Regions from separate parts of the Homo sapiens genome. Here all the other regions are linked to region 2. The links are chromatin contacts, found by Hi-C or POLR2A ChIA-PET in ENCODE. All regions are on one chromosome and are shown on one strand. The core of a region is the stretch at or near the end of the contact, and the rest is flanking DNA. Distances in the headings are between cores, read along the strand shown.

What was found. A loop is a pair of places that touch in the nucleus more often than their neighbours do. ChIA-PET counts read pairs that join two places held with the same protein, here RNA polymerase II (POLR2A). Pooled maps may share reads with other maps.
Region 1: a map of aorta shows a loop between it and region 2 (2.1-fold over the local background). The contact joins two enhancer-like sites. A Hi-C loop is called at or near these places in 7 of 168 maps with a recorded cell type or tissue (aorta, dorsolateral prefrontal cortex, esophagus muscularis mucosa and 4 more), 1 of 37 single-sample maps with no recorded cell type and 7 of 50 pooled maps. POLR2A ChIA-PET finds 5 or more read pairs at or near these places in 5 of 52 experiments (AG04449, AG04450, BJ and 2 more).
Region 3: a map of mammary epithelial cell shows a loop between it and region 2 (6-fold over the local background). The contact joins two enhancer-like sites. A Hi-C loop is called at or near these places in 4 of 168 maps with a recorded cell type or tissue (Caco-2, mammary epithelial cell, prostate gland and 1 more), 1 of 37 single-sample maps with no recorded cell type and 3 of 50 pooled maps. POLR2A ChIA-PET finds 5 or more read pairs at or near these places in 2 of 52 experiments (AG04450 and OCI-LY7).

What each region holds. Positions count from the first base shown.
Region 1 is chr9:115,163,290-115,166,063 of GRCh38, forward strand. The region is part of intron 1 of DELEC1 (deleted in esophageal cancer 1); the gene reads left to right. The region is part of intron 1 of LOC124902257 (a long non-coding RNA gene); the gene reads left to right. Among named protein-coding and RNA genes, the nearest start is that of DELEC1, 23 kb to the left of the region's middle. Within about 2 kb of position 1,427, at least 4 of the 41 ENCODE cell types and tissues checked have a DNase peak (open chromatin) inside an H3K27ac peak, as active enhancers do.
Region 2 is chr9:115,203,694-115,206,802 of GRCh38, forward strand. All of the region lies in intron 1 of DELEC1 (deleted in esophageal cancer 1), which reads left to right. Among named protein-coding and RNA genes, the nearest start is that of DELEC1, 63 kb to the left of the region's middle. Within about 2 kb of position 1,643, at least 2 of the 41 ENCODE cell types and tissues checked have a DNase peak (open chromatin) inside an H3K27ac peak, as active enhancers do; they include mammary epithelial cell, where a contact is called at or near this core.
Region 3 is chr9:115,249,422-115,252,449 of GRCh38, forward strand. The region is part of intron 2 of DELEC1 (deleted in esophageal cancer 1); the gene reads left to right. Among named protein-coding and RNA genes, the nearest start is that of DELEC1, 110 kb to the left of the region's middle. Within about 2 kb of position 1,355, at least 4 of the 41 ENCODE cell types and tissues checked have a DNase peak (open chromatin) inside an H3K27ac peak, as active enhancers do; they include mammary epithelial cell, where a contact is called at or near this core.

The DNA.
Region 1 (2,774 bases), core at 177-2,676, 41 kb before region 2:
CTCCAGTATTTCTTCATAGCACTGTGAGAACAGACTAATACAGTCAGTAATGGAAAAGAGTAAGATGATGGGAGAGAATTTGAAAGGATTTGGTTTAGCTAGAAGATAGCTCTTGTTAAAGTGATACTATAGCTGAGATTGAAAGCTAACTAGGTTTTAAAAATTTGGAGCATTAAGAAGAATAGTGTTCAGCAAGAACAGCAGATGTGAAGGTCCCAAGTCAAGTACAAGACTGATGTATTCCAGAAACTTTTAAGGACAGTGTGTTAGTGTGAATTTCAGAGGCCAAGGAGGAGAATAGTCTGGGATGAGCCCTGAGAGTAGCAGGAGCCCAGTCCCCTTCCCTGCAGAGCTTTGCTAATGTTGGTGAGATGTGGTCTGGAGAGAGACATTAAAACTACTGAAGGATTTCAAGAGAGAAAGTGGCTGTCAGATTTGCATTTAAGACTATTGCTCTGGCTATTGGAAATGATAGCAAGAAAAGTGGGTGAAAACAAGAGTGCAAGTCTGGAAACTAGAAGGAGGTTATGGAAGAGGCACCTTTGCCAGAGATTAGGGTGATCTGGAAATACGATAGAAAATAGACATTCTAGGACGGGCACAGTGGCTCACGCCTGTAATCCCAGCACTTTGGGAGACCGAGGTGGGTGGATCACGAGGTCAGGAGATCGAGATCATCCTGGCTAACACGGTGAAACCCCGTCTCTACTAAAAATACCAAAATTAGCCGGGCGTGGTGGCGGGCGCCTGTAGTCCCAGCCACTTGGGAGGCTGAGGCAGGAGAATGGCAGGTGAACCCAGGAGGCAGAGCTTGCAGTGAGCCGAGATCGCACCACTGCATTCCAGCCTGGGTGCAGAGCAAGACTCCATCTCTAAAAAAAAAAAAAAAGAAAAAAGAAAAGAAAATAGACATTCTAGAGTTAAAAACTCAACAAGCTTGATGCAACCATCTTGTTTCAGGGGAAGGCAATTACTGCACAGAGAATAATCATGGACAATGCCCCTCAAACCTCCACATCCCCAAAATCAGGACATATAGAAGGTTGGAGCAAAAATATAACCTTGGCTAAAATAATTAATAGTGTTCTTCTTGATTCAATTTGCAGGAGACATTCAGAGAAAATATCCACACTCAAAACTGAAATATGAGTGCCACACAGTCATTGCAGCTCACATCTGGGAATTTTCACCAAGCAACTGAAAAAAAGGCTATTTTCAGTTCTTTCATATGCTCTTTTTGTCATAAGTTGGGTTCGGGGGGTGGGGTTCAGAACCACAGTTGCTGTGGTGAGAGAAGCAAATTTGACAGCTTCTGGCAGAGCAAAGCACAAGTATTTCCTGCAGAGTTTTTCAAAGTAAATGGGTCTCCCTCCCTGGGCAGATACTGGCAATCCTTGATGACTCACTTCTGAGGGGCTTAGCCCATCAAGGATTCAAAGAGAGGGAGAGGCCTGGCACCAGGCCCAGTGCTGGTGACAAAGTGGCTTCTTGCCTGCTTTTTTGTAGTTGCTCCAGTGGGCACATCTGTGCCCGGAATTTGTCATGAGACAATGAGGGTTTGTTCCCTGTATCCGAAATGATGACTTCATGATTCTTTTATGGCAGAGTAAGAGTTGGAGCAGAGGAGATAGAGGATTAATGGAGTTAAAGGAGCATATTACAAAGATTGAGTTTCATATTGGTTAAGATCTGGAATGCTTTCTATCTGGCAAACTGTAAAATCCAAAGCATTAATTACATTGACAATAAGGACCCAAGTGTCCTCCCATTTAGCTGTTTTCAAAAGGTATTATGAGTATCCAAGCTGTCAGGGTGATGTGTGTAGACTTTTTTTCCTTTCCTGTGTCAAAAGCATGATGTTGAGCAGTGGCTTTTAACATTTTTGACAATAACCCATAGTCAGAAGTACCTTTTTTTTTTATTGTGACTCTCAACACACACATGTAGTGGAAAAAGTTTAATAAAAAATACCACTGCAATAAGTAACACACACAGTTTCTATGATATTTTACTTATTAAATTATTTCCTGTGTAAAAATGTGCCTGTGACCCAGTAGATTGTTTTCATGACTCTCTAACAGGTTGTGACCTGCAATTGGAAGACATAGATATTGAGGAAAGAACACAGGTCTTGGCTGTTGAGGCTCATGACCTACCTCCCCAGCTGTAGGAGATTTTTCTGTGCTTTAGTATATGAGTAAGCATGAGAGAGGTGATGCTTCAGTAATACACACTCCCAACATTTCAGTGGCTTAAAACAACAAAAGTTTATTTCACACTCATGCTATAATGGAGGCTTGACTCCATATGATGCAGAGATCCAGGCTGCAGGAGCCTTCACATCAACCCTACTTTCTCCTCATCTGCTGCAAGAGCAATTTTACTTCTAGCTCTGACTCTTTTTTTTTTTTTTGCTGTATGGAGCTGGGCAAGTCATAGAACCAGGGCTGACTTTATGTGCATGTGACTTAGGCAGTTGTATAGGGCCTGGTGCTCAGAAGGGCCTTGTGGCTTGGCTTACTACTCTGCTGTCACTGCCTTGAAAGTCTTAATAATTTTTTAACAAGAAGGCTCTTTTTGCACCAGGCCACACAAATTATGTAGGTCATTTGCATACAATCTTTTCTAAGTCTCCATTTCCTCATCTGTAAAATGGGTTAATAGAGAAGAACTCATAGCATTCTTAAGAGGACTAAAAGAAAGAGCATAGTACATACACATGTAGTTTTCAACTTGCTGCCTTTATCTTCAGTAGTACCGCTACAGAAAACTTT
Region 2 (3,109 bases), core at 393-2,892:
TTTAATCACAGATCAGAATGCCCAGGCCAGTACTCATTCCATTATGTAAGGCTGCCTATGACACTGGCTTTCCCTTGAGCTTCTTCATGTGGAGTCCTTGCATCTCTTATGTTTTAAATCCTGGCAGTTTTGGATTGACTTTTCTAAGCCATGTGAACTTTCCTAAAGGATAAAAATGATGATGCCATTGATTGTGGGTTAATATTAGGTTAGCCTAGATGTTCTATGTACTTAATTGCATTAATAGCCCTAACGTACCATGAAGTAGGTCTTCTATTTTAAAGAAGAAGAAGCTGATACTCAGAAATGGAAAGAGGGTTGCCTAAGGACACAGCTTTTAGATGGCACAGCCTGAATTCACATCAAGACAAGTTCCAAAGACATAGTTTAAAGAATCAACGAAGTTATACTGAGGCATCTGATTGACAATATAAGATGGCTGCATGATTAATATTATTTATTCACTTAAAAGAATTTATTGAGCATTTATTATGTGTCTGGCAGTATATGTGGTTTCAAAGTTGAGCATGACATTATTCTATTAAGAAAACAGTGTAGTGGTGGAGTTGGAAATACAAACAAACCCCTCATTTATGTTGAAGCAATTGTTAAATGGATGATTGATCAGGTATAATTGGAATAGAGTAAAAGGAGTGCATCAGTTTGTCTAAAGGGTAAGAGATGGTTTGTCAGAAGAGGTGACACTTTTCTATCAAATAGGTGAGGATGGAATTCAAAGCAGAAGTTGACAGTCTGTTTAGAGAAGTGAAAACAGAACAAATTATGGAATTGTGGAATACTTAGGGAAATACAGGTCATTAGGTATTGTTAATTTGTTAAAATATAAGCAGGGAAGCTAAAAAGATGATATTAAATATACAGGTTACAAGGACCTTATAGGTTTTACTAAGGGAGTTAGAATTGTTCTCTGAGGGCAATTGGAAACCATGGATTGGTTTTAAACAAAAAACGCATGATGGACGTATTGTTTAGGATTGGATTTGATTGTTAGTAATGTGAAACTCTAAATTAATACTGGCCTAAAAACAGTAGGAGTTTGTTTTTCATCTAAAAGTCTGGCGTTACATAGTCGAGGATTAATATGATGGCTGTTTAGGAATTCAATATTTTTTCAACCATCCCCGTATGTGACCTTCAGACTCACATTCTAAACCTATAATCAGGGCAACAAGGTGGAAACAATGGTAAATAAGAAGAGAGTTACACAGAGGTACCAGTGTTCTTTTAAGGAAGGTCCTCAGAAGCTTGCACAAGACACTTCTGCTTTTATCTTATACATCAGAACTTAGTTACATGTCTACACTCAGCTGCATTAAAGGTTGGGAAATACAGTCTTTGCTCTGGATGGTCAAGAGCCCATATAAAAAATCAGGCTTTGTGGTTTTCTGCTAGAACTGAAGGATGGATATTGAGGCAAGTTATCAGTAAGTATTTTCATATTAAAGAGATCACTTTAATAACTCTGTGGAAGATGGACAAAGATATAGGGAAGACACTGAAGATATGAGACTGAGGCTGGTGATAACCATGAGGCTGGGGAATGCTTTCCCTTTCAAATGACCTAGGCTTTGCCCAATTAAGGAAATTACTGTCTTAGAGTTACTTCTTTTCTATTGAGTCAGAGGTAGATATATGTCTCCTTCAGCAAATGAGTCATACCCAAGGTTGGGTAAACTTGTTTAGATATGCAGAGTGAACCACGATATGAACCTGGTTTGGACTGTATCCTTCACAGACTTAAAACTCTGCTCATCATTCTTGTGTCCTCAAATAGCCAGATCAGATTTTTTATTCTGATTTTCTATAGAGCTAAGATAGGTAAGAGGAAGTTTCTATCCATTTCATTCTGGTTAGCTGAGTTAACATGTTTTGTCTGTTAAATATTCATGGAATTAGGATAAGAACATGAGTTTTAGAACCAAGAAAAATGGGAATGAAAAACTCAGCTCTGGTACTAATCCCAGGTTGTCTGGTTTGTGAGTTAGTCCTGATCATCACCACACCATATGGCATCCTCTGGCTCTTGGTTTACTTTTCCCTCTTCCTTAAGCTGTTCATTTTCAAGTAACATGGGGAAAGTCACACCAGTCTTACTGAGTATCCCTAAAAAATGGAGGCAGAAGAATGGACTTGATGATAGAAAAATTTATTCTTGGGCACTAAGCGTGCTCAGCTGGCTATGTCTACCTCCATACCTCCCCTTTAATATTTTTCTCCTGGCCCAACAAGTATGTCCAGGGCCCTATAAAGGAAATAATCCAGCATATGTCTAATGTTGGCTCACCCAGTCCTCATCAGCTTTGAGCCATCTCACTTTGCTTCTAATATTCCTAAAGCCCCTCTTCTTCAGAGTCCCTACTCCTCTATTTTACTCAGTTTCTCTTGATTCTATATCATGGCTTCATTCTTCTCTACAGTGTTTCTAGGAATACGAAAGAGTAGGGATGTTGTCTGAAAACTCCAAGGTTGAGATATAACATACTGTTTAATAACAGAGATGCTGAAATCAAACTGGTATGAATTTACATCTTTCCCTTACTACTATTAATTCTGGACCTTAAGTAAGTTGTGTACCTTTTTCAAGTTTCCTCATCTGTAAGAAGGAGGACAATAATAATTCCTATCTTGTATGTTATTGTCAGAATTTAATGAGTTAACAAATATATGTAATATATATGTTTTATATATATATACACATTTTGGTTTAGTGTTTGGCATATAGTTAAGTACAAAATAAATATTAGCTATTGATATTAATTTTGGGGTTGGAGGTCAAGAAATAAGGCTGGAAAGTTGGGAGGCTCCATTGTGAAGAGTGACTTAATGATTAAGAAGCTGGATTTTGGGCAAGAAAAAAGAGGGGCTTTGGACAGGAGAGTGCATTCATTTTCTATTGCTGCCGCACAACATGAAACTTAGTGGTCTGAAACAACACAGACTCACAGTTCTGGAGATCAGATGTGTAACATGGTAGGCAGATTGCATTCCTCTGGTTTTGGGGAAGCCGTACCTTTCTCAGCTTCTAGAGGTTCTCCATATTCCCTGGCTGGTGGCCAAGCATATTCCGAATTCTGCTTCCGTTGCCACA
Region 3 (3,028 bases), core at 105-2,604, 45 kb after region 2:
ATGTCATCTTTGGAGAAATGTCTACTCAAGTCCTTTGCCCATTTTTAAATCGTTATTTATTTATTTATTTTGCTATTGAGTTGTTTGAGTTTCTTACATATCTTAGATATAAATACCTTGTCAGATCTTTGGTTTGCAAATATTTTCTCCCATTCTGTATGTTGCCTTTTTACTCTGTTGATTGTTTCTTTCGCTGTGCAGAAGATTTTAGTTCAGTCTCACTTGTTTGATTTTGCTTTTGTTGCTTGCGCTTTTGATGTCACGTCCAAAAAATTATTGCCAAGTCCAAGGTCATGAAGCTTTTCCCCTTCATGTTTTCTTTTAGGCATTTTATGGCTCCAGGTCTTAGGTTTCAATCTTTAATGCATGTTTAGTTGATTTTATGGTCTCACTTCTGCCTGGGCCTAAGCCCCACCCCTCAGACATAAGCATACTCTACACCTGCATGGCTGGGCAGCCCTCAAATATGCCTTGGGTTTTCTCGATCCTTCATGGCTGCACATGTACCGTGTTCCAGGAAGATACCTGTTCACCATTTCTCCATTTGTTTGACTTTTTTTTTTTTAAAGCCCATCTCAGACCTGACTACCTCATGGAGGCTTTCCCTGAAAGCCCATGGCTTGATTAGGGAATCACTCTTCCTTTTTTCATAGCCTGTGTTTTCTCTATTGGTCATGTGTGTGCTGTTTTCTTCAATTCAACTCTGAGTTCCATGAGGATAAAGATAATGTCCTTGTTCTTGGTAACATTCTCATTTCTAATCATAGGACCTAGCATCTACTAGTTGCTCAATTCATAGGAAGGAAGGAAGAAGGAAGGAAGGAAAGAAGAAAGGAGAAAGGAAGAAGGAAGGAAGGAAAGAAGAAAGGAGAAAGGAGGAAAGGAAGGAAGAGAGAACATAGAGGGACAGTTATCACCAAATGGCAGCAGAAGACCATTTGGTGATATGACCATCCTAGAGGAAAAAAAGTGGGCACAGGGATTGCTACACTCTGAATGTTTGTGTCCCCCTAAAGTTGATATGTTGAAAGCTAATCCCCAGTGTGATGGTATTTGGAAGTGGGGCTTCTGGGAGGCGATTAGATCATTAAGGTGGAGCCCTCATAAATGAGATTAATGTCCTTTTTCATGGTGATATGGTTAAGTTCAGCAAGAATTATTTTATGTATAAGCTCTTCAGAAAGAATTTGCAACAGCTGCCCACTATCTGGCTTTGGAGGATCAAGGATGTGTGGCTACTCAGCTACTCCATAAACATTCTAGGGAGCTAAAGAGGAATTTGCTGTTCACCCTGGAAGCCAGTGGGTTGCTTTTGTTTGTTGTGTCTCTGCTGCCATGACTCCCAGATGACACCCCATCTACATAAATGTTGCAGCAAACAGAGATGGAGCCACCAGGTGGATTTTTTCAACCCCAAGAACCTCAGCAAACCAGCAGCTGACAATGACTGAGAGTGGGCCCCAAACACAGGGGAAGGAATGTGGATCTGTCTCGATCTGCCTCATGTGAGGGGAAATGATAAAGAAGGAGTCATAACAGACTGGCAGCAACTCAAGTATTTGGCACTAAAGGCCTCTTCCAAAGAATCATTTTCAAAGATGGGTCTGCACCCCTGCAGAAGTTCTCATGTTTCTATAAATGCTATGCTTGTCTTTCTTTCTTTTTTCTTTATCTTTCTTTCTTTTTCTCTTTTAAAAAATTTTCTGGTCTTTCAGTGTAAAGAATTAGAAGGGCCAGGTCTCAGGCATCAGGTAAAGACTGGAAAAAAATATATAAGGATGTGAAGCAAGCACCCCTTTGGAGAAACAGCAGGTCTGTCTGGAAGGTGTCCTTCTGCCCTCAGGGACCTTCTCTTTATGCCAGCAATGCCAGGCCCACTGAGTTCTTCCCACTTACCTTGGTGTTGACCCGATGCCTGAATTCCCCATCACTTTTTCCAAATGGCTTTCCATCTCTTCTCTTCTCTTGACTATACCCTGGGGAAAAGATGCTCTTTGGGCTTCTCTTTCTACTTTATAAAGTAATTCCCTGCTGACAACAGAGTATAACCATACATTCTTGCCTGACTTTCCTTCAAAGTCATGTCTACCTTCCTCTCATGCTCTTGACTTTTTATTCATTAATTTCCTCATTTCTTCTGTGTCTGTCTCCACCTGTTCCCTGGATCTTCAGCTTGCAGGGATCCCCTTGTTTATCACAATTAAGGTATACATTGGCTTAAAACCCTATTCTACAGATGGTGGGATCTCAATGTCCTATAATGTTCTATGAGGACTCCAGGGATTCCGGCCCTGGTTCAGGTCTCTCTTATTCTCCATCTCTTCACTTCTCCCACTGCCATTCATCAATGATTGGCAAACATTTCCTTTTAATTTATTTTCCCCAAACTCAAAGATAATAATTGTGGATAGCAGACTTTTACTGACAATCCAACATCAGAGTATGCATGTAAAAGTGTGCAACTTTACAGCTGATCATGGAAATTATTTCAGCTCAGCCTGCATTCTTACTATTTCTCTTCCTCCTTCTCTCTTTTCTAGTACTTTAAACCTCCTTCTCCAATATTGTGGTTTATTTCCTGGGTAAAACTGTTTAACTGTTTTATCCTAGCCCTCGCCAGTGCCACTTTTAAATAACAAAATAACCCATGAGAGATTTTTGCTACTTAAAGGCCATTCTCTCCCTTAAGTACAGTTTAATCACTAGATATTAGTCTAACAGCTTTCTGTACTATACATTTGCTCAGTCGACAAATGGCCTTAGTGACTATGGATGTGAAAAAGGAAAGATTCCCACTTTTCTCCTGTAGTTCGATGCTTTACATTATAGCTTCTTTCAAGTCTTGAGAGCAGGTGCCACATTTCATTTGTTTTTATATTGCTGGTGCCTAGTATCATACCTAGTATGCATTGACAATATGCAGTAAATGTTTTATGGCAAAGTGGTTTCAGGTATTGTCATTAGGCACCTTTAAGAGGTGGGAAGATGAGACTCAGAAAACTTATGTCGTGAAGTCTTAATCATAGAG